Regions from separate parts of the Mus musculus genome. Here region 1 is linked to region 2. The links are chromatin loops, found by intact Hi-C in ENCODE. Cell type or tissue: heart. All regions are shown on one strand. Each heading gives the region's core, and the rest is flanking DNA. Links, peaks and the distances in the headings are about the cores only.

Region 1 (12,157 bases), core at 1,816-9,815, 370 kb before region 2:
GTAGACCAAGCTGGCCTTGAACTCCCAGACAACCTCTTGCCTTTAATTCCCCAGGGCAGATTTTAACAGGATTTCTGAGGGCTGCACTTAAGTCCATGTTGTTAATGTGTTGTTAGTGCAGTACGCACATGACCCACTAAGCTATCTCTCCAGCCCTCTTTTTTTTTTCCCCGTATTTATGATTTACTTTTATCTATGTGCATGCGTGAGTGTGTACTATGTGTGTGCATGTGTGCCAGGTATGTGTATGTGTGCGCATGCGCCCTTGGAGGCTAACCGAGGTCATCAGATCCTCCTGAGCTGGAGTTAAAGATGCTAAGCTGTAAGTGTGGTTTAACAAGCAGGCAGCCCCCAGACCTTACCTTTTTGTTTGTTTGTTTGTTTGTTTGTGTTTGTTGGTTTAATGTATGTGAGTGTTTCGCCTGCATATATGTATGGATGTGTATGACACACAATCCTGGTGTCTAAGGAAATCAGAGGAAGACCTCAGATCCCCCAGAACTGGAGTTACAGAGAGTTGTAAGCCTTCCCTGTCTGCTGAAAATCAAATCTGGATCTTCTGCAAGAGCAACAGATACAGGGCTGTAGAGAGGGCTCAGCAGCTAAAGCATTCGCTGGTCACTCAGAGGACATAGGTTCGATTCCTAGCACCAACATCCTAACCCTCTGCTGCACAGGAATGGCCTTGTGTGGAAATAGAGTCTTTATAGAAGTAATTAAGTTAAAATGGGACTGGATGGGTCCTACCCGATGGAAACACCTCTTTTGTATATTTATTTGTAGTATTTACTTTTACTCGTGTGGGATTGAGTGTGGATGGGCACATCTCCCATCCGAGTGCTAACCAGGCCTGACCCTACTTAGCTGACAAGATCAGACACATTCATTGTGTTGTGTGTGTGGCATTAGGTAATGTTTACCTGTAGGTGCCTAGCATCGGATCCCCAGGAGCTGCTGTGGGTTCTGGGAACTGAATGCAGACAGGAAGAGCTGCAAGCTCCTTAGTTGGTCATGTGTCTCTAGATGAGATGAAAGCTATAGAAGCTGGACCAAGCTGTTGCCTTTCAGAAGCCTGCGTTCTGGCGAGTGGCAATGGCCTGCTAGCTGTCAACTGCTGCTGAGCAGGAGGCAGTGACAATGATGGGAGTGGGGGCCTCTCAGAGGGGACAGCTGAGCCCAGACCGGGATGAGACACGCAGGGAGGTTTGGAGGTGCCTGGGGAACTGCATTCAACCTGGGCAGGGGTTGGGTGGGTACCTCCTGGGGTCTGTGGCAGTGTCTAGAGAGCCTGGGAGTGGACTTTGCTTTCAACTCAAACTGTGGCAAAGAGTGCCCCTCAACACCATGTCTAGGGTGTCTTCAGCCATAGAGCAGCCCCACACTTAGGGTCCTTGGGATATGTACCCCTCAGCTATAGAGAGAAGGGGAGACCTCACCCCACTCCACCCCTACCCCCCAGCCTTTGTATGACTCTCCTTGGAACTGTGGGGATGGGGAGGGCCCAGTACTGGGACTGTGCCCTGAAAGGAAACTGGAATAAGGCCACAGAGTGTCACAGAGAGGAAAACAGGAGACCAGCTCAGGCCAGTTTCCAGAGCTCCATGCTAGCCCTGTGCTGCGGCACATGCCTGCAATCCCTGCAAATGAAGGCAGGTGGGAGGGTCAGGTCAAGCTCATCCTCAGCTACACAGCAAGTCAGAGGCCAGCCTGGGCTACATGAGCTCTTGTCCCACAAAAGGAAACAAATATACAAACCCACTAAGCCTTTGGAAGCTGAAGAGATGCCTCCAGGAAAGGACCTACTGTTCTCGCAGAGGTCCTGAGTTCGACTCCCACCATCCACTCAGGTAGCTCACAACTGCTCGTGATGCCAGCTCTGGGGAATCTGACGCCCTCTTCTGGCCTCCACAGGCATCTGCACTCACTTCATATAGATATACACTCGCAAAAATCTTTTAGCTAGACCTGGTGATGTACATTCTTTTGATAAATCTTAAAAAAGAAAACAGGCCCCCAATGCTAGGGATGTAGCTTGCTTGGTAGAGTCCTTAGCTATTGTAGCCTCAGCTCTGATTTTCATCCTAGCACGTTCGAGTAGGAGCAGAAGGATCAGTAACTGCAGGGGATTTGGCACTGCCTCTGGGCACCCACCCGGGTGGCATAGACACATAGATAGATCTAAACAAACAAACAAACAAAAACAAGTTAGTTTTTTTTTTTTTAATTAAAAATGAGTGTAGGCAGGTGCAGATAAGTTCGAGGCCAGCCTGGTCTACAAAGTGAGTTCCAGGACAATGAGGGCTACACAGAGAAACCCTGTCTCAACAAAACAAAACAAAACAAAACCACAAAACCAAACCAAACCAAACAAAACAAAATGGGGGACTGGTGAGATGGCTCAGTGGTTATGAGCACTGACTGCTTTTCCAGAGGTCCTGAGTTCAATTCCCAGCAACCACATGGTGGCTCACAACCTTCTGTAGGGGGGATCTGATGCCCTCTTCAGGCAGGCAGATGTATATGCAGCAGAGTATTCATACATTAAATAAACAAAAAAAAAATTAAAACAAAACAAAACAACAAAGAAATCAAGAAAAAAAAAAAAAGAACAGAGCTCTGACTCATAGCTTATAAGGGAAGCCTGGTAGATCTACTGTGGGCTGAGGCCTGGTAGACCTACTGTGGGCTGATGAGCCATAATGAACATGGATAGGTGGGATTCTTTCTGCAAGGTATCTATAGCTACCTTAGGAGCCTGGGAGGCCCAGGACAGCCAAGAGCTGGGGTGTGGCCCAGTTGGTAGAGTGTTTGCCTAGCATGGGCACAGCTCTGGGTGTCCAGGTCCAGTTTTTTTTTTTGTTTTTTTTTTTTTAAAGATTTATTTATTTATTATATGTAAGTACACTGTAGCTGTCTTCAGACACTCCAGAAGAGGGCGTCAGATCTCGTTACGGATGGTTGTGAGCCACCATGTGGTTGCTGGGATTTGAACTTCGGACCTTCGGAAGAGCAGTCGGGTGCTCTTACCCACTGAGCCATCTCACCAGCCCCAGGTCCAGTTTTGAATGCACTGGGTTTGATGGAGAGTTTCCATCATCTTAGCACTTGGGAGGTGGAAGTGAAAGGGTTGAAGTTCAAAGTTATCCTTGGCTATGGCTGCTGTGATGGTTTGTATATATTTGGCCCAGGAAGTGGCACTATTAGAAGGTGTGGCCCTGTTGGAGTAGGTGTGTGTGTCACTGTGGGCATGGGCTTTAAGACCCTCATCCTAGCTGCCTGGAAGCCAATGCTCTGCAAAGGCAATATTCTGCTAGCAGCCTTCAGATGAAGATGTAGAACTCTCAGCTCCTCCTGCACCATGCCTGCCTGGATGCTGCCATGATAATGGACCGAACCTCTGAACCTGTAAGCCAGCCCCAGTTAAATGTTGTCCTTATAAGAGTTGCCTTGGTCATGGTGTCTGTTCACAGCAGTAAAACCCAAACTGAGACAGTACTGTAAGCAAATTCCACATCACCCTGAGCTCCATAGTGAGACCCTGTTTCAAAAACTTTAAAGCCAGCACTTGACTTAGGAGCAGATGCTGACTCTGTGAGTTTGAGGCCTTCTACATCCTTTTTTTTTTTTTCTTTTGAGATAGAGTTTCTCTGTATAGCCCTGGCTGTCCTGGAACTCACTCTGTAGACCAGGCTGGCCTCAAACTTAGAAATCTGCCTGCCTCTGCCTCCCGAGTGCTGGGATTAAAGGCATGCGCCACCACGCCCGGTTCTACATCCCTCTTGATCTGTAGGTAGCAGAAGGTAGCAGAAGGGTGTAGCTTGAGCATTGGAGACCTCAAAGCCGGCCCCCACAGTACACACTTCCTCCAAGGAGGTCACAATTTCTCCAACAAGGCCACACCTCCTAAAAGTGCCACTTCCTTTGGGCCAAGCACTCAAAACACATTTGACTATTGGGGAGTGCCAAACCTATTCACACCCTGTCACAGCCAACCAAAACAAGAACAATAAAGATAAGACACAAGCTGGGCGTGGTGGTGCACGCCTTTAATCCCAGCACTCGGGAGGTAGAGGCAGGTGGATTTCTGAGTTCGAGGCCAGCCTGGTCTACAAAGTGAGTTCCAGGACATCCAGGGCTATACAGAGAAACTCTGTCTCGAAAAAAAACAAAGGCGGGGGGGGGGAGGGGGAGACACAAAGTCAGCCAGCATAGTCGAGGTGACTCTGAAGTAGGCACTAGGTTTCCCTAAGTCTTTGACCATCATCTCCAAGAGCAGGCTATAGCTTACTGCCTACAAAAATCAGTCGTAAGGCTGTCATCTAATTGACTGTACCCAGTTGCTAGAAGGAAGTTCTCCTAAAGCTGTCTGCAGGCTGTGCTCTGTACCCTAGGTTCCCAGCTTGTGATCAGCTGTCACCTGTGCTGGGGTGGACACTTGGTGATGCAGAGATCCACCTGCCTCTGCCTCTGAGTGCTGGGATGAGAGGCAAACTACCGCCCTGTCATGAGACTTTTTAAAAGTTATTTCTACTCCTGTATGTAACCCCAATAAAGCCCATGGGTTGACCAAGTGGGACTTGGTATTTTGGTCTGTCATGGGTTTCCTGTCTGGAGTGAGTAGATGTGTTGTAACTCCCCAGGAAAAGTTTTGTCACACAACAGTTTGTAGGGGACTACTTATTTTATAGTCACATCTCGTATAGACTGGAAGCATGTCATCAGGAGAGACCCAGACACGATTCAGATAGTTTATTTCTAGATCTTCCAGTGGAATGGCAAGTCCTCAGTTTTCCTCTTCTGTAAGATGGGTTCAGCAGAATTCAGGAGAAGATGCCAGGCTGTGGTGGTGCTCCACTTTAATCCTAGCATTCTGGAGGCAAAGGCAGATCTCTGAGTTCCAGGCCAGCCTGGTCTACAGAGTGAGTTCCAAGACAGCCAGGGTCTCACAGAGGAAACCCTGTCTTTTGTGTCAACTTGACCCAGGCTAGAGTCATCAGAGAAAAAGGAGCCTCATTTGAGGAAATGCCTCTATGAGACCCAGCTGTAAGGCGTTTTCTCAATTAGTAATCAATTGGAGAGGGCCAGCCCATTGTGGGTGGTGCCATCCCCGGGCTGGTGATCCTAGGTGACTGAGCAGGCTGAGCAAGGCGTGAGAAGGTAAACCAAAAAGCAGCACCATCCATGGCTCCCACGGCAGCTCTTGCCTCCAGGCTCCTACCCGGCTTGATTTCCTGTCCTAAAGTGTAAGCCGAATAAACCCTTTCCTCCACAACTTGCGTTTTGGTCATGGTGTTTGTTGCAGCAATAAAAACCCTAAGCGAGACGGTACCCAGGAAATGCAAATCCAGGACCAGGAGGGAAGGATGGTTAGTGTATAGAGTGGTGTGGGTCATTTTCTTGAATGTCTCGCCCTCTCGGAAGCAGAGGAGACAAGCAACTCTGGTAAGCAGAAGGCTTCATTGCAGGGTAGGGTTTGATGGGCCCAGAGAGGAAGTAGAGCTGCAGTAAATGTGGGGTGGACTGGCCCAACTAGCCTTTTTATCTGAGATTCCCTGGTGTCTGATTTCAGGAGGGAGGAGGCCTGGGCTGGGACCAGAGGCGTCACGGTGTGCCACTGCTCCTGAGGCTGCTCAACAGTGGAAAGGGACAAGGACAGAGAGGCCTAGAGTCTACAGACCGGCCCCTCCATCCCTGCGGGTACTTTCACGTTTCTGTCAGTTTTGTGCATGTTATCCGGGGGTTTCTCTGGGCTCCGCAGTCGCTCCTTTGAGTTGCAGCCAGTTCTCCGGTGGCCCACATCCTAGCGCCTCTGATCCCAGCTCTCTAAGCATTCCCGGTCTTGTTTTGTATACAGAGGGCAGCAGCTGCCTTTGGTAACACTGGCGCCCCACCCCCACCCCCACCCTCCGCGTTCTCCCTCCTTCCATACGACTCACTTCTGCTTCTTTTGAACAGAGAAGCCAAGGAATTGGGAATCCTAAAGTTTGTTCATTCAGTCATTGCCATTCACAAGATTTTATTTGTTTGTTTGTTTTGTCTTTTGAGATATCACCCTGTGGCACTGGATAGCCTGGAATTCCCTAGGCAGCCCCTGCTAGCTTCTCTTTTTCCTGGATGTGTGCCACCCAATTGGTTTATCAGACTTTTTACTGTATTTCTTTGTATGTCAGGAGTGGTGGCCACAGCATATTTGGAGAGGTTAGAGATAAACTCCTCCCCTTTCACCACGTGGTCCCAGACACCAGGTTTGTAGCGCATGCTCCACCCCGACTTTTTAAAGGACCTTCTATGTGCCAGAGAGATACAACATTGAGCCAGGCATTAAATGAGAAACCAGTTGTAAGAATTTATAAGTTTTTTTCCTTCCTTTTTTTCCCGGAGACAGAGTTTCTCTGTGTAGCCCTGGCTATCCTGGAACTTGCTCTTTAGACCTGGCTGGCCTCGAACTCACAGATACTCTCCTGCCTCTGCCTCTTGAGTGCTGGGATTTAAGGCGTATGCCACCATCGCCTGGCTCTTTTTTTCCTTTTCTTTTCCACGTTTTATTTTGAATGAACGGGTGTTTTGCCTGCCTTGCAAAAGTGTCTGTGGACCACTTTGTGTGCCTGGTGCCTGTAGAGGCCATTAGAGGGCGTTGGATCCCCTGCATCTGCAGTTACAGACAGCTGTGAGCAGTTTTGTGAGTGCTGGCACTCAAATCCCTTGGGTTGTATTGGGGATACCCTGAGCTGTATCCCAGCCCAGAACTTCATCTTAGCTGTTAGACATCACCAAGTGTTAATTTATGATTATCATTAATGCCAAGGGGACAGTTAGCAGTCCAGTCATCAGATTGACTGAGGGGGACTTCCCTCAAGTCATGAAATTGTGTTGGTTTTTGAAGGCTGCATAATGGCGCTATGTAAGCACCTTGACAAGAAGAAATGTAATCCAGTCAGTGGTCTGGGAGGTGCTCTTGCCCCACTAACTCACAAGGCCAGAGAAGTTAGTTCCAGGAGAGAGATCTGAATCCAGACAGCCCAGCTCCAGAGCCTTCTGGGTTGCCCTGAGCCCAGAGCTAGGCGCTAGAGTGGAAGAGGGAATCTTGCAGGCCTCCAAAGTCTGGAAGAAGAATTTGAGACGGACGCCCGAGAACAAAGGGAGACCTTTTAGGGGTTTTGGAGATGGGGGGTGGGGACGGGGAAGTGACCTGGTCAGAATTGAAATTTCAAAAGCTCCCAGTAGCTGGAGGGTGTGGGGGATGGGAAGAGTCAGGGCCTGGAGGCTGATGGGAGACTGCTCCCTCCTACCCAGAGAACAGATAGCTGAGGCCTTAGGGCGGGTGTTCCTCTGCCCATGGAGCTACGCAGTCGCAGGAGCCAGGGGTGGAAGATGTCGGGAAGGTACGTGTCACAGGACTGGGGACTGACGGTTGTGGAGCTGAGATCAAGGGTCATGTTTAGGGGCTTGCATAACTGGGTGTAGGGGACATGGATGTGTTCTGCGGGGACCTGGGTGGGAGAGGCTCTGATTTTGTGATCAAGTTGCTCGCCGTGGTCTCCATTTTGTCGGTGTGTGTTTGGTGTTGCTTGGTTTTCTGATGGCCTCTCGCACGTGACTTTGGGTCCTCTTCCCATAGGATCTGTTTCTTGGAGTTTTAGAGAAGGAGAGGGTTTTCTGTGCATTTTTTTTCTTATAAATGTCTTTTTCACACCCTGGTGCTAGTAGTGATGGAACGCAGACCCTGGAGCACGCTAGGCAAGCGCTCCACTCGGTGAAGTGCCTTCCTTTTGCAGGTAGAAGAGGTTCTTAATTTTGGTTCCTGCTGTCACCCACCTGCTCTCGATCAGAGATAGTAAAATCAGCCTCTTAGGCCGGTTAGGACCATTCATATGCAAAATGTGCAAGAGTTAATCCCAGTTTTTAGGAGGTTTAGGGTGGAAGACCGTAGGTGAGAGATGGTAACAGCCTGGGCTACACTGTTTTAAAAAAAAAGTATATATATATATATATATATATATATAGAAAGAGAGAGAGAGAGAGAGAGAGGTTGCTGAGATGGCTTTGTGGGTAAAGGTGCTTGCTGCCAAGCTTGGTAGCCTGAGTTCAATCCCAGGGCTCCCATGGTAGGAGAGCACTGACTACCACAAATTGTCCTTTGGTTTTCTCATAAGGGAGAGCGCATAGGCACAGGCACATGTGTGGGCTCACTCACGTGCGCACGCGTGCACACACACACAAACACACACACACAGACACACAGACACACACACACATATATATATGTATATATATATATATATATATATATATATATATATATATGAGCATGCATGCACTCACAAACACAAAACACGTGTACACAACAAAAGACAAAATGTAAATAAATAAACCATTTGTGGTGAAATTCCAACCCTTAAGGGAGAAGGAATTGTGGATCTAGACTTGTTTTAGATACATAGTTAAAAAAAAAAACCACCTCACAACAGGTGTGCTGACACATACCTTTAAGCCTCCAGAGGCAGAGGCAGATGAATCTCTGATTTTAGGCCAGCCTGGTCTACAGAGTGAGTTCCAGGATGGACAGGGCTACAAAGAGAAACCCTGGCTCAACAAAAACAAAAAACAAAACAAACAAAAAAAGGTGATTGGTACTTGGTAACGCCTTCAGTAAAGACAAGCTGTCCTTAAAGGAAAGGAAGATGGTAGCGTCGTTGTCACGGCAAGGCGCTTGCCTCAATCCCCAGCAAGCCACATGAAGTCACCATATTCACTGACAAGAGAGCACTTAAGAGGTTTTCGAGTTTTTACTTGGATCTACAGACCTTGAAACTCTTGGTGTGTGGGATACTCCAGGTCTATAGTAGTGTTTATGAATGACCAAGTTCCTGCCCCAGAAAGCAAACCCAGCGGGAAAATTTAAAAGTTGCTAAGGGGAGAAAAGTTGCACTGGGAAGAAAATAGAACTGTCTGTGGTGTGATCCCAGAGGGCTCCCAGGAGGAGGTGGCATTTGGCCTCCGGAGCTGAAGCAGGAGCTTCAGATGAAAGCTTTGGATGTGATGGGAACTATTTGCTGTAGTAGGCTGTAGATCTGTTTGGAGGACCTCAAAAAAGCCCCAAGTGACGGGAGTGACTTGCATTGACAAACAGTTCAGGGAGAGGTAGTGGGCATACGTGAGAGATTATATGGTTCACAGTTGTCTCTGAGCCAGAGGGTGCCATGTCTGACCCACCGGACAGACATCTTGCATGAAAACTTTATTGAAGAAGAAAAGAGGCTGTTCATGGACAAGTATTGATTGATTGATTGATTAGTTACTACGCCCCAGGCCTGTGCCAGCACTGGGAAGAAAGGCAGCCAGAGATACAAAGTCCTTGCTTTTGTATAGATTCAAAGTAAGTGCGGAGAGAATGCTGGGTTCTGGAGGTAAATGAGTTGTCTCAGGAAGCCGGAACCCAAGTCATGTGAGTGTGGTCCTGAGGGGACTACTCAGGCCTAAGGTGGGGGTCCTCCTGAGAAGCCTGAGCTGAGTAAGGAGACCGGAAGGTGCTGGCATAGAGCTGAACATAGAGCTGGGGTGGGGTGGGGAGTGTGGGTAAAATCTAAAACAGCGTAATGTGCGAGCAGCAAGTATTTCAACTGCCGAGCTCAGGGAAATGTCTTAGATGCTGTGGGGTCATTTGACCCTGCAGGTCCCTGACCTCCTATGGACACACGCCAGCAGCCCAAAATTATTACAAGTGGGATGCGTTTCTCCAGCCCTGAGACCGTTTTTCACACAGCCCAGGCTGGCCTTGAACTCGCTTAACCTTGGGTCAACTTGACCGGCTCCTCCTTCCTCCAATCAGAGTGAAGGGAGCGCAGGTGCGCTCGGCCTCACCTCACTCTGAGCCCTGGTTCTCTGCTGAGAGGGGATCTCGCTCTGTAGCCCAGGCCTTCCAGCCGTCGCCCTCTTGCTTAATTCTCCTGAGGAACCGGAAGCACCATCCAGCCCGCTGGTTGCCTAGGAGTTTTGAGCAAGCAGGTGATCTGTCACCTTGTGGGTAGGATCCCGATGACTGCCATGTTTTCTTCCTGGGATCTGCTGCTCCCAGGTTCCCTAAGGGAGAGTGAGGGGGCAGAGCTGGTAGAAGGGACAAATGGTTCCCCGGGGGAGCAAGGCACCCGGGCCTACTGAAGCCATGCAGGTGGTGGAACACGGGAGCCTGAGGCTTGCCTACTGCTGCCTTGAAGACTGAGGGTTAAAGTAGCAGGGTAGAGTTTGGCGCAGTCAGTTAGGGGGGATATTGAACCAGAGCTGCTGCCTGCCAGCCAGGAAGAAACTGGTATGCCTTGCTCAACCTCAGGTCCCAATAATAACTAGGCACTCTGAGAAATAGCAGTGGCCAAGGCCATGTGTTTCACGCCATAGGTTTCTGGAACCAGGAAGTCTTTCCTGGTGGGAAACAGGTAGGAAGGGCTCTCAGGATTGGAGCTCTGAGTTCTTGTTCATCAGAAGGACCCTGTGAGGACTGGGGAACCCAGCCTGGTAGCATCTCAGCGTAGAAGAACCATCCGGCTCCCTGGAAGCTGAGAAGCAGAAAAGGGATCAGAGGCAGGGGGCCTCACTGAGGGTCATCTGTTCTCAGGAGCACAGGGAGCTGTGGGGGTCCCCAGAGGACAGCAAGGCAGTGGCCATGTTGGAGCACTTCTCCATGCTTGGCTTGGGGCAGAGAGATGTTTGCTTTCTGGTGTCTGTCTCATTCTCCTGAAAACTCTATGATCCTTGTGCGTATGAATCGTGGACATGGACATTATCTGGGGTCCTGCAGCTGGGCAGGAAGAGCCGGAGCCTGGCCTGAGAAGGAGCTTAGTTCCTGGGTCGGCATCGCCATCTCTCTCTCTCCCTTTTCCCCCTCCCTCTTTTTCTTCCTTCTTTCGCAGGGTCTCACATGTCCCAGGCTAGCCTTGAACTCACAGTGTAGCCAGGATGACTTTGAACACCCGATTCCCCCCCACCCCCGCCCCGAATCCATCTCCTAAGTGCTGGGATCACAAGCCTTTAACACCACATCTGGTTTCTGTAGTGCTGTGGGTAGGACCTTTGCACGTGCCGGGCAGGGTAGCTCTCCCATTCTCGGTCCCATCCCTTTTATTTATCTTTTGTGGGATTTCCGTTGGCAGTGGAATCAGGGATGATTTAGACTGGACGTGGAGGAGCGTGGGGAGGGAAGGAAGGAATGTTCTGGGATGCTTTGAGTCACGGATGCGGATGGTCCACATAGTGATCAAGATGCCCTTAGACAGCAACTCACCGACTGACAGAGAAGCTGCTAAGCTCAGGCCTGGCTTAGGCTTTTGTATGTGTTTTTGTGACCATTTTCAGCTCCAGTGTCCCTGAGCTTAGACACAGTCCTACCTTTCTGGAGCAGACCCCCCCCCCCCCCCCCCCCCCCCCCCCCCCGCTCCTGCTCCTCTGTACTGTGGTCTGCCTCCTTTCGAAGTTTTAGCTTGTGTGTAGATTTCTTCTTGCAAGTGAAAGGAATAGCGTGTAGCAGCAGGCCTGGAGCTAAGCAGCTAAGCACGCTGGGGCATGTCTATCCTCTGCTGTGCATAACTCAGGAGCCCCTGAGGGGCCCCAGCAGGGGTGAGGTTAGAGACCTGGGCTGTTAGAATCTTCTCTGGCTAAGGGGTGAAATTGTTACATGAATAGGTTTGTTTTGTTTTGTTTTGTTTTGTTATTGAGATAGAGTTTCTCTGCATAGCCCTGGCTATCCTGGAACTCACTCTGTAGACCAGGCTGGCCTCAAATTCACCCACCTGCCTCGGCCTCCCAAGTGCTGGGATTAAAGGTTTGCACCACCACCTGCCAGGCTACATAGAAAGGGTTTTGTTTGTTTGTTTTGCTTTTTGTTTTTGTTTGTTTGTTTTTTGTTTTCCAAGATAGGGTTTCTCTGTGTAGCCCTGGCCCCCCTGGAGTTCACTCTGTAGACCAGGCTGGCCTTGAACTCAGAAATCCGCCTGCCTCTACCTCCCAAGTGCTGGGATTAAAGGCGTGTGCCACCACGGGTCCGGCTTGTTTTGTTTTGTTTTTTTAAAGATTTATTTATTTTATGCATATGAATACACTGTAGCTGTATAGATAGTTGCTGGGAATTGAACTCAGGACCTCTGCTTGCTCTGGCTCCACTTGCTCC
Region 2 (12,157 bases), core at 1,926-9,925:
ACCACCATTGACCGCAGACTGACACTGGAGGAAACCACACTGACCGCCTCCTGAGGGTACCAAGGCGATACTAGAAGTTGCCTATAAAATTAGACGTGCCAACGGGGAGATGTTTACCCATTAACTCCACCCGGAGGGGAGGACTCACGTCCCAATTACTGGTAATGCGAAACACTAGTGGGAAGTCCGAAATGACAGTCTTTTTACAACAGCCGTGGGGCCACTTCCCACTGACCCTGAGCATTAACTGAGCAGGGACGGCTCAGTTGCCTGCTCTCTCCCGAGTCCTTAATGGCATAAAATGAAAAGATTTTAGCTAAGATTTCATTCGGCGAGTCAATAGGCAAAGCACACCAGGCATCGCGGGCGCCCCCGGCTTCAAGCTAATGGAGACAACGATTCTCTACAGAGGCTATGGATGCAGAGCTGCGTCCTGCAGAAGGCTAAGCGCAGAGGATTCAGTCTCCACAGGCCTCTCTGACTCCTTCCTAGTTTTGTATAACCCAGTACCAGCCAGTCCGTCACCAAGGGAGGGATAACTAGGTGTCGGGACAAAAGCCCAAATCCTTGGCATGACAGTGCTTCCAGAAGGTTCTGAGTCCTCCCTGTTTTCCCAACAACCCACATGATGTCATATGATGTATGTGTGTGTGTACATGTGTGAGTGTGTGCATGTGCGAGTGTGTGTGTGTGTGTGTGTGTGTGTAATTGCAGGCACCATGCTAGCCTTTTGTGTAGGTACTCAAGATCTGAACTCTGGCCCTCAAGTTTGTGTGGCAAGTGCTTCACTGACTTAGACACTTCCCTTGTCCCCACATTAGTCCCCAGTTGGCTCCTCGGGAGCTCTGGCTGTCACCTCAGGCCTTTGCACTTTGGTTGCTCCTTGCTGACTTGTTTCCTCCTTGACCCAGACTATAACTCTCGTGGGAGTGGGTGTGGCCCATCCGGCACTGCAAAACCAGCTTCAACAGAGAGGATGGACCACACAGTGTCTGTCACTCACTCCCAGCATCCTTCACACCCCCATAACTGTAATTAGGGAACAACGTCCCCCGTACCTCTGCTTCTTCTGTGTGGCCAGTGATGGCAATGTACCAGTCACTCTCAGCCTCTCGGCCTCGGCTGTAGCTGTGGCCAGGTGGTCTAGTCAGGAATTTGTCCTCTGGGTGCGAAGGATTATTGGAAAAACCACAGGGTTCCAGAGGGCTTCCGTGCTGTCAACACTGGGGGCTCTCTGTCAGTGTGACAGCCATCAAGTGGATGTGGCCTCTGGCTGGCAGCACAGCTGATGACCAGCTGAGTGAACATTAGTCAGTGTCTTCGGAGCTATTTGAGAAGGGCCGGCTGGGGACTGTGTTCCAGAGTGGCTTCTCCCTGTGGGGGGCTGCTGTGCAGTCTAGGTTGAACCCACTCAACACAGCAGTGGTCACAGTGACACTGAGGCCATTATCACAGACTTCCAGGTAGGAAGTCCAGCCCCTCCGTCACAATAGCTGCACCTTGGGGACTTGGGAGCCACAGCAGGTGGGGGCAGCTGGTGCAGAGTAGAGCACTGAGTCTCCTCAGAACTGAGGGAATGGCACCAAAGAATCATACCCCAGGTTTGTCCTCTAAATGCCCCTGGTCCCCAGCCCAAGCCATTTCCTGCCACTTGTTCACAAGAACAAATGAACAGGCTCTGCATACTCTCCCCAAACCTGGGTGCCAGCAGCTTGACCCCTTATTCCTGCAGTCCAGCAACAACTTTATTGAAATCCTACTATGAACCAAACTGCTGGACAAGGACACAGCAGGGTCATGCTGCCTGCACCTATACCAACACACTCATACTCTGGTACAACCAGCAGGGAACAGATGCCAAGAGCAGGGACAAAGGAACTTGGTTTTGTCAGGAGCCATGAAGACCAGGACAGCCTGGCTGCTGGCAGAGAACAGTGTAGGAGTAGTCTGTCAACCTTACTAACGGGTAACAGTGTAGCGGTAGTCTGTCAACTGAGCTGACAGGGAACAGTGTAGCAGTAGTCTGGAACAGTGTAGCCCGGTAGTATGTTAACTGCTTTGTGCTTCCAATGGGTTTTTCCTGTGCACCTGCCCAAGAGCTATCTGGATTCAAGAGTGAAACACACACACACACACACACACACACACACACACACACACACCAGTTAACTTTAAATATACCTTGACTAGCTCACAGAAGGGGCAGTTCTAATCCTCTGCCCGGCTCGTGTACCTTTCCCTCCAGTACTCCTGGCTCCACACCTGGCTCGAGGCTCGGTGTGGATTGGTCTGTTGGGAGGAGGTGGGATATCCTGATCTGTGGTCCAAAGGGCTGGGTTCCAGCACACCAAGGTTTGGGGTACCCAAACCCCAGGATTCCAGATGTCTGCACTACTAGAAAGATAGTTCTCTGCCCTGGCTCTGTTGTGCATTCTCCGTCAAAAGCCAGGCCTTCAGTCCATCTTGGGTCCCTATGTATATAGCCTTTAGGCTGCTGATTTCCATTACTGAGCTGACCAGCTGGGAAGTTGGATATGAAACCAAACTGTCAGTGTGTGAGCGTCGTTTAGAAAGGAGGAAATGTAACAAATATGAAATAACTGCGTGTTGCACGAAGTCTGGTCAGTACTTGACTCTGTGACTTGTGTGTGCATGTGTGTGCACCCATAAACACTGAGTTCCAGGGGTATTTCATTTCCTATGGTCTCAGGATGCCAAAGCCCTGCACTAGGTCACCTGTCTGGGCCTTCCCATGGAACTGGCTCTGCATCCAACGTCATCACCCCCAGGACCAGACAGTGTAACAGCACACCCAAAAGCAGGGTGGAAATTGAATCAGGGAGTATGTTCCACGCAGACATCGCCTACGGTTTTTATTATTCCCAATATGCAGAAACCACATTAAGGCTGAATTCCAAAAGCTGGAACATGGCGAGGCAGCTTGGTATTTCCTGGAGATCTGTCTTCACCCTGGCAGGAAACAGTCCCCCCTTCCCCCTGCCCTCCCCCCACCTCACTCCACCTGGGGAGAGTGGCTTCCTGGCCCCCTTCATTCCAGGGGTCCCCCGATGTTCTAATACAACCATTCCTTCAGTCATTCCTGGTCATTCACCGAATGTCCATTTCCTGAGTGCCTGTGATGGCCCCGACAGCAGCTGATGATGCGGAGACCCTGCCATCTCTGAAGCACTGGGGTGGGGAAGGGGTGGGTATGAAGGTAGACCTGTGGCAGCTTCCGGTGGTGATGGGGCTTGGAATAAGATGACAGAGGGGAGGGGAGAGGGGCAGGAAGGGGAGGTGGTAAGGGCATAGTGGTCAGGTGACCTCCTTCAGCAGTGATAACCAGCCTGAGACCCGGGTGAGCGGAAAGAATCAGAGGAAGAGGGCCCAGCCAGTGCAAAGGCCCTGTGGTATCCCTCAGGCTTTGTACTGGCCTTGCCCACCTTCCAACCTTCATGACATGGTAGAGAGTTTTGTAGTGAGAGAATCCAATGCCCCAGCTCCCTCTTCATCTGTGACCTTTGAGACATCTGTCAATCCTTTCAATGGCCTGTTTTTATCCCCATTTTCTGGATGCAGAAATGGAAACTGGGGGGTGGTTGGGGGGGTTCACCCAGGATCAGATGTCCTCCATGGTGCTAGGGCCAGAGGTTAATCTGAACTGTGATTAAGACAGCCGGATGGGCTGTAGTAGATTTCTGCCAGTAACAGCTGCTTCACCCCCTACTCAATCACAGAGCCTTGTATTTATTCCGTTGCCTGTTCTGAGCACCCTGAGGCAGTGTGAACCTCCAAGCTGTACTCCAGCGCAGTGTCCATTCACTGAGTGATCTCACCGATGCAGAGTTCCCGACCATGTGTCAGTCCCACGTCAGGCACCAAGCTTCAGCAGCAAGCAGGTCGGCCCTTGAGGCTGGCATAGCCAGAGAAGCCACAGTCAAACACTGGGCGGGCATGTTGGGATCCGGCTACAGTGCTGGGCAGAGGGTGAGATGAGTTGTAGCCCCACCCCACCCCAGAAGTGTTAGTGACATCTTCCTCAAGGCTGACTCCGCCCCATCCTCTAAGTGTCAACTTAGTGGGAAGCTGTCCCCAGCCTGTTCAGATGAGTGCCTTCGCCTGGCTGCCCACCCTGTAAATGCTTTGCTTCCTCTAAGCTTCAGGCCTCTGCTCTGTCATATCCTTCACGCAGGTACAAATACCAAGCCCACGCAGAACCCACATCCACACCTGGCTTTCTGCCTGCCGGCACACTGCATACACAGGGCCCGACCGACCGTGCTGCCCTCTTTGCCGCATCAGCCCTCAAGGACTTCAGTCTCTTCGTTCTCTGTCATGTTGTAGCAGCCAAAGAAATACGTGGTGCACAGTAGCTGCTGAATGAATGTTCATGTGTGTGAGCATGTATACACACACACACACACACACACACACACACACACCCTGTTAAAGAGCTTACCAAAAGGGAATGCTTTAAATGATACTGGAGGAGCCAATGAGATAGTCCCATGAGCAAAGACACTTGCTGGCAAGCCCAGTGACCTGAGTTCGATGCCAGTATCCACATGGTAGGAGGACACTGACTCCTACAAGGCGTCCTGTGATGGCCACAGACACGTGTGATTGCAGATGGGTAGGTAGGTAGGTAGATAGGTGGGTTATAGGTGGGTTGGTGGGTGGGTGGGAGGATGGATGGATAGATAGAAGATAGAGATAGATAGATAGATAGATAGATAGATAGATAGATAGATAGATAGATAGATAGATAGATAGATAGGCAGACTGACTGACCGACTTGAAACACTTCTGAGGCCTCTGGTTGGAAGGTGTGTCTGCTCTCCCGCTTCCTCCCCTGTCGGCTCCCTTCCTTGTTCTTGACTGTATAGTATAAATGTTTCTACCGCAGCCAGGAATTACTTTTGCAACATGAAGGAGTAAACAAGTAACGAGTTATAAAGGTGCCCCGCCCAGCTCTGCCTGTTCCCACCAGACCATCCTCCCTGTTAGAAGCCCAGGTTGTCAGCAGCCCTGTCCCTTCCTCACAGGCTGCCGTCGGGGGTGGGGTGGGCCTTGCCATCCTGCTGAGTTCTCCCCATCCATGGCACATCTGCCCAGAAGCAGAGAAGGGAGCAGGTGTCTCAGACCTTCCTGCCTCTCTCCCTCTGTCTCCTCTCAACCCCAGCAGGGTCTTCCCGCAAAGCAGTCCAGGGGCCTTCCTGACTGGACCTCCCCAGACTCCTTGCTGGTGCCCCTCTGGTCTCCACCTTCTCCTCCTCTGAGGAGCTCTCCCGGGGGGTTCTCTCAGAAACGCCATCCTGGGTAAAGTCAGTGATGGTCTGGTCTGTCCTGGCAGCTGAGGCAAAGACCTTACCTCCGAGTTTGTCAGATCTCCACAGTGGGCACAGCCAAGTTAACTCCTGTGGGCTGATGAGGTACACCCCACTTTACAGCCATCATTAGGTGCTATATGAAGGGCTTGTGGCTCACAGGCAAAGTTATGATGTGACAAACCTAGGCTGTATAGTGTGTGTACCGGGAGGTTACACCTGTGTCAAGAAACTATTGTCAACAGATTCAACTCCAGAAAGGACAGGACAAAGCATACACTGCTCCTCTGCTGAACAACCCTCGGAAGCCAATATTTTTAGGGATTTCTTTGTTTTCGTTTGTTTGTTTTGTTGGGTTTTCGAAATAGGGTTTCTCTGTGTAGTACAGGCTGTCTTGGAACTCACTCTGTAGACCAGGCTGGCCTCGAATCAGAGATCCACCTGCCTCCCGAGTGCTGGAATTAAAGGCGTGCACCACTACCGCCCGGCTCCTTGCAAGATGAATTTTTTCTTTCTTTCTGCTTTTGCATGTTTTCCTCATTTTCTTGAAGGTGCCCTGTTCCCTTTTAAGGAAAAGCTGTAACGAGGAAACACAAAGGTGCACTTGCGCCCTCTGCTGGTCATGCTGTAGAACTGCAGTACAGCGTTTGCCTGGTGGGGAACAGAGGCAGGGGAGCAGGTTTCCTTCCACCAGAAGCAGACTACAAGAGGGACCATGACAGATCTTCACCCCCAAATACTTCACATCACCCTTATTCTTCTTACACTCTGTTGAAGCCCCTAAGTATATGCCCCAGAAACTCCATTCCCATCTTAGGAGCCAGGAGATACCTGGGTAAATCCCAGTCAACATGGCTCCTTGGGGCTGCATGTCTTCAGATATGCCACCTACCTGCTTTGTGTCTCAGGCTCTCACCATACAAGGCAACGTTAGGCAGGGGTTCTCATCTGAGCACCAGTGACATTGTGGGAAGTGTTCTTCATCCTGTGTGCCTGTCAGGGGCAAACCTGACCCCAACCATCAAGTTACTTTCGTTGATACTTCATAGGTGTGACTTTGCTACTGTCATGAATTGTAACGAAAATATCCGTGTTTTCTGATGGGTCTTTGGTGACCCCTGTGAAAGGGTCCTTCGACCCCAAATGCGGTTGCAACCTATAGTTTCAGTGATTGGTGGGGAAGGGCTCAGCCGATGGTCTGTGGGGAGGGGCTCTCCTGACCTGGTGGTCCTGGGTTCCATAAGAAAGCAGGTTGAGCAAGCCATGAGGAATAAGCCAGTATGCAGTACCCCTCCGTGGCCTCTGCATCAGCTCCTGCTTGCAGGTTTCTGCCCTGAATGAGTTCCTGACCTCTCTGTTCTTAATGATGAAGTATTCTATGGAACTGTGAGTGAAATAAGCCTATTGGTCATGGTGTTTTATCACAGCAATAGAACCCTAAGAGGGACCCTGAGTTTCTCTCTCCTACTTACACCCCACCCATGCCACCACTGCCTTCACAGAGCACCCCCCCCCAGCATTCCTCCTGCTGGAGGGTCCCACTGTGAAGGATCTCTGGGGAACTCCTTTCACTGGCCTGCTGAGTCTGTTGTGGTTGGCATTGTCTCTGCCCCCCCCCCCCCCCCAGCAAGGGGACCAGTCTCCAATTAACATAGAAAAATAAGAACAGAAAGGGCCAGAGGCTTTGTGGAAGAGGAAAAGAGGAGATGAGATTGTGGTAAACGCATGCAGGTGAGGGTGGGATGGGGTGACCTCAGCAGAGCAGGGCTCTGGCATCCCCCAAAGGGGTCAGAGACAGCTGAAAAAACTAACACCTGCCCCACTCCCTGGCCACTGGGCTTCCTGCATTTGTGTTTAGAAAAGGATTAGAGCACAGCTTAGTCTCCAGGGCCTCGCAGGCAGGCACAGAGTAGAGAGAAGATCTGGGTCCTGCTACAGTCGGGCCTCCTTGCTTCTCGGGGAGAAAGTTTCCTGGGGTTTTTGTTTTTTTGCTTGTTTGTTTTAAGGTTTATTAATTTTATGTATGTAAGTACACTGTCGTCGCTGTCTTCAGACACACCAGAAGAAGGCATCAGATCTCATTACAAATAGTTGTGAGCCACCATGTGTTTGTTGTGAATTGAACTCAGGACCTCTGGAAGAACAACCAGTGCTCTTAACCGCTGAGCCATCTCTCCAGCCCGAGAAAGAATTTTCTATCACCAAAGCCTAGATCCTGGGGACCAGAGGTTAGGACAGAGGGTGTGTCACCTGATGTCTAAGGAGGGGAGGGTGACCCTCAGATATGAGATCATCTCTACTGAGGCCAGGGGCTGTGATAAAATCCTCATGACGTGACTGGGAGTGTGTCTCAATGGTAAAGCGTTGCCTCGAATCTGCAAGGTCCTGGGTTCAATACCTGGGACTGCAATCAATCAATCAATCAACCAACCAACCAATCAATCAGTAATTAAAATACAGTAAAAATAAATGAATAAGGGCTAAAAGATGGCTTGGTTGGTAAAATACTTGCTTCAGAAGTTTGAAGATCCAAGTTCAAACCCAGAACCTATGTAAAAAGTGAAGTGCACGCTTAAAATCCCACTCTTGGGCAGCAGGGACAGGAGGATGCCAGCCAGTCTGGCCTAAGTAATGAGCTCCAGGTCAATGAGAGATCCTGTCTCAAAGGTAGTAGACAGCATTCTAAGTATGATACCTAGGTGTTCCTCTAGCCTCCACATACATGCACATACACACACACACACACACACACACACACACACACTAAAATAGGTGCATTAACACCCTTCCTGATAACACTTTGCAATAGCAGCCTCTAGCTGCCCATTTGTTCATCTGGAGGGTGATGTAGAGCACCCACTGCGTGCCTATTTGGTGACTACCTACTGTGTGCCCAGTTCTCCTCTTGGTGGTAGAAAATCAGTGCTGTGACACAGCAGCTGTGAGGGTGCAGGGCAATGAGGCCTCATCCCTTGCTGGTAGTGCTGTAACCCAGAGCTACTCCTCCAGCTCCTCTGAGGAACAGCGAACACTTTCTTGCCAGAACTTTCTTAGCTTAAGTGCCCACTTAACTGGGTAACTTCGAATTCCACCTCAGGTGTGCAACCCAGAAATAACTGTCCCCGGGTCTACTCAAAGAGTGATCACCGCTTGTTTGTCATTACCTTGAACTGAAACTGCCCCCACCTCCACTGTCACCACAGTGTCCCTCAGCTGGGGAAAGGGAACCTTGCAACAGTACGTCCTCGGCAATCAAGGGGAACCTGGGGCAGATAGACCACTGGACAGGACTGCAGCTCACGGGGGCTCTGCTAGGTGAAGGGAGGCAGTGTCAAAACCCCACAGACTGTGTGGTCCATTTCTACAACCTTCTAGAAAAAGCAAAATCAGAGTGAGACCAGGACAAATCACCCAGAGAGGGGACGAGATGGGGCGGGGGGAGGGGCAGTGAAGCTTGAGCCCCACTCTGCTAAGAGATGCTATCTCTTTCTATTTGTAACTACATAGTGTGTGTGTGTGTGTGTCTCTGTGTGTGTGTCTCTGTGTGTGTGTGTACATGCGCACGCACTCGCACAAGCACCACAGTGTACTCGTGGAAGTCAGAGGATTGAGCTCAGGTCAGAGCTTGGCAGCAAGTGACCTTACTGAGCCTTCCCGCTGGCCCACTGTTCCCAAAAGCATGTACTTGCTCTGTGCTCACGGGTACAGTACAGAGCTCCGCAGCTCATCTCCGGAAGGCCCCTCTTGTGTTTTAATCTCGGTGACATTTGGGGCTTTCTCCTTCTCTCTCTCTCTTTTCCTCCTTGTAGTTCTGACTATAGAAAAACAAAACAAAACAAAACAAAACAAAACAAAACAAAACAAAACAAAACAAAACTGAACTCCAGCTTCCAGTGACCTCTGAAAGACCCATGAGTCTCACTAGCACAGTCCCATGGAGCCCTGTCCTGGGGTCCCTTGTGTGGCTGAGGATACAGGCCTGGTTCTCAGCTGTCACCAGACCTGGGGAACATTCAGAAGAGGAGACTTGACATGAGTAGCAAGGGTGCCAGACTGGATTTAGATGGTACAAAGACTCCCTCATCAATGGTTGCTGCTTAGAAAGCGGGTTCACAGGTACCTGGTGTGGCCTCTTGTGTCCGTGTGGTGTAATAACATCTCGGGTGTTTCAGATCAGAACTAAGGTTGTGTCCCCAGGAATCTGAACACTGCACCTCAGTTCTGATATCATGCTTTTCTTCAGAAAAATACACATATTTTTAAGAACTATTCCTGGATCCATTATTACTGGCTCTGACCTTGTCCCTCCTAAGTTAGTCTCGTTAGCCGGCATGCAGAGGGTAGAAGGCTCACTGGCAATGAGGGATAAACTGGGACCTCAGGAGGTTGTTCCCAGGGGAGAATACCAGGGGAGGATGGTGTCTAAGTTGCATAGCTGGTCCTGTTACTGCATAGTTCACAAAGGCTCTCGGGACTGCTGCATTGTGTGAGTTAGGGAATGAAGAGGGAAGTGCAGGTGTTTCCTGTGCTGGGTTGGTGCAGGCAGGAGAGGACAGCCGCCCGGAGGACCAGACAGACAGAGACTGTGAAGAACGAGGACTCGTGTCTAAGCACACGTGGGCCGGGAAGTGGGGGCACCAACATGTGTGAATGGAGCCTCATCCTGTTTCCCGTTTGGCTGAAACCCAAGGTCCAGGAAAGCTCACTGGGTGGCCAAGATCCTTCCCTGCATCCATGTTAGAATCACAGAGAGAATGGTAAGATGGATAGATGTAGAGAAGGGGGAGGGAGGAAGGGAGGGACAAAGGGAGGGAGGGACAGAGACAGATGAATGGATGGGTGGATGGAGGGAGAGATGGACAGGTTGAGGGATGGATGGATAGATGGAGGAAGAGAGAGAAAGAAGGGATGGATGGGTGAATGATGGATGGAGGGATGGATGGACAGATGGATGGATGGATGGACGGATGGACAGATGGATGGACAGAGGGACAGATGGATGGCTTTGAGAGCCTTAGCTCAGCGCTGCCCTGCAGAGGCTGGAAACTTTGGGGTCTTCCAAAAGCACTCAGGGTGCTACATGTCCCTGTCACCCATACCTCCAGCTCAAAGGTGCAGAGACATCCCTACTCTTTATTAAAGCCAAGGATGAGGGGACTGTGCCCCTTCACAGGTCAGCACCCGTGAGGTAAGTGTGGGGGACATTGCTTGAGGACACTGGGGATGGGGTCCCACACTGATACTGTCCAGTGCTTATTCCCAGTTCTGTTTTACCAGCACACTACCCCACACATATGTGTTCTTATAGACAAGCTATTTGGCACTGTGGTGGTTTGAATATGTTTGGCCCAGGGAGTAGCTGTTGGTATTTGGTGGGGTGGCCTTGATGGAGTAGGTGTGTCACTGTGGGAGTGAATTTAAGACTCTGTCCTAACTGCCTGGAATCCAGTCTTCTTCTGTTTGCCTTCAGAACAAGACATAGATCTCTTGACTCCTGCACCATGCCTGCCTGGATGCTGCCATGTCCCTGCCTTGATGATAATGGACTGAACCTCTGAACCTGTAAGCCAGCCCCAATTAAATGTTGTCCTTTATAAAAGTTGCCTTGGTTATGTTATTTCTTCACAGCAGTAAAACCCTAAGACCGACACCTTGAAGGACGGTTGGCAGACATTTCCAGTGTGCCTGCTCACCATGAGTGAGGAGCTATTGGCCAAGCAGCCTCTAGACCCTCCTGTAATGGTTTTCAATGTTCTCTGACCACTCTAGGACAACTCCACTCAAGCTGCAAAGACCACTGTCACCACAGTTCCTGATGAAGCCACAAGTCCTGTGTTTAGAGACCTCCCTCTAGTCCTGACTGCTCCAGGCAAATTGTGCTGGCTTTGAACAACTCTGCTCACTGTAGAAGAGTCTCAGTGGATTCCAGATCAACCTGCTCACCCTGTAGCTGGCCCCACTCGGGACAGGCATATTGTATCTCTCTAGAGACTCAACAAAATGCCTGTGATTGGTTCAATGTGGAGCTCTTGTCTTAGGGATTCTATTGCTGCAATGAACCACCATGACCAAAGCAACTTGGGGAAGAAAGGGTTTATTTGGGTTACACTTCCACATCATGGTCCATCATCCAAGGAAACCACGGTAGGAGATTAAGACAGGAACCTGGAGACAGGGACTGAAGGAGAGGCCATGGAGGACACTGCTTCCTGCCTTGCTCCTCATGGCTTGCCCAGCCTTCTCTCTTATACAACCCAAGGCCACCTGCCCAGTAATGGCACTGCCCATGTGGGCTGGCTCCTCTCATGTCAATCATCAACCAAGACCATACCCACAGACTTGCCTACAGTCCAATCTTCTGGGGGCATTTTCTCTTCCCAGATATGTCTCGGTTTATATCAGGTTGACAAACCAAGCAGATAAGAAACCCAAGCAGGACAGCAGTGGGTGGCGCATCTATTCGTCGGGTAGAAGGGACGCCATGCATAATCAAAGCTGTGATTGGTGGAGTTCAAATCCTCCCACTTCCCCTTTCTGGCTTTGTAAGCAGCCTGTTTCTCCGTCTCCTTGGACCAGGAGGCTTCTTGTCTGTGCCCTACCTGCCTAGTATTGCAACATCTGGCCCAATAAAGGCTTCTCTCAAGAGGGCTTTTATCTATCTTTGGTATTTACCATTGGCGGAGCGTGCTGAGCTAGGGACTAGGGAATGAATCAAAACCCAAGACTTCTGGTTCTCTAAGGAAACTGCTAAGAGTGCCAAAGAGTGAGGGAGAAGATACAAGGACCAAGGGGCAAACTGTAGCAGAAGTATCCAGAAGGTGAGAGTCTGT

What was found. Hi-C counts contacts between places; a loop is a spot of excess contacts. Peaks named below come from ENCODE experiments on the same cell type or tissue, not always from the same donor. Only the 100,000 strongest peaks of a DNase experiment are listed, where the experiment ranks them.
Region 1: it touches region 2 in a loop (3-fold over the local background); 12 of 42 quality-filtered maps call a loop at or near these places.

The regions. Positions count from the first base shown.
Region 1 is chr2:165,894,141-165,906,297 of GRCm38, reverse strand. It overlaps a transcript of Zmynd8 not described here. Among named protein-coding and RNA genes, the nearest start is that of 1810021M19Rik, 14 kb to the right of the region's middle. In heart, for the core only: a CTCF peak has its summit at 5,831; no DNase peak of the experiment used is centred there; H3K4me3 peaks cover 2,523 bases; H3K27ac peaks cover 4,255 bases.
Region 2 is chr2:165,523,101-165,535,257 of GRCm38, reverse strand. No RefSeq gene overlaps it. Among named protein-coding and RNA genes, the nearest start is that of Slc2a10, 25 kb to the right of the region's middle. In heart, for the core only: CTCF peaks have their summits at 5,948 (motif pointing left) and 9,462; no DNase peak of the experiment used is centred there; H3K27me3 peaks cover 2,354 bases.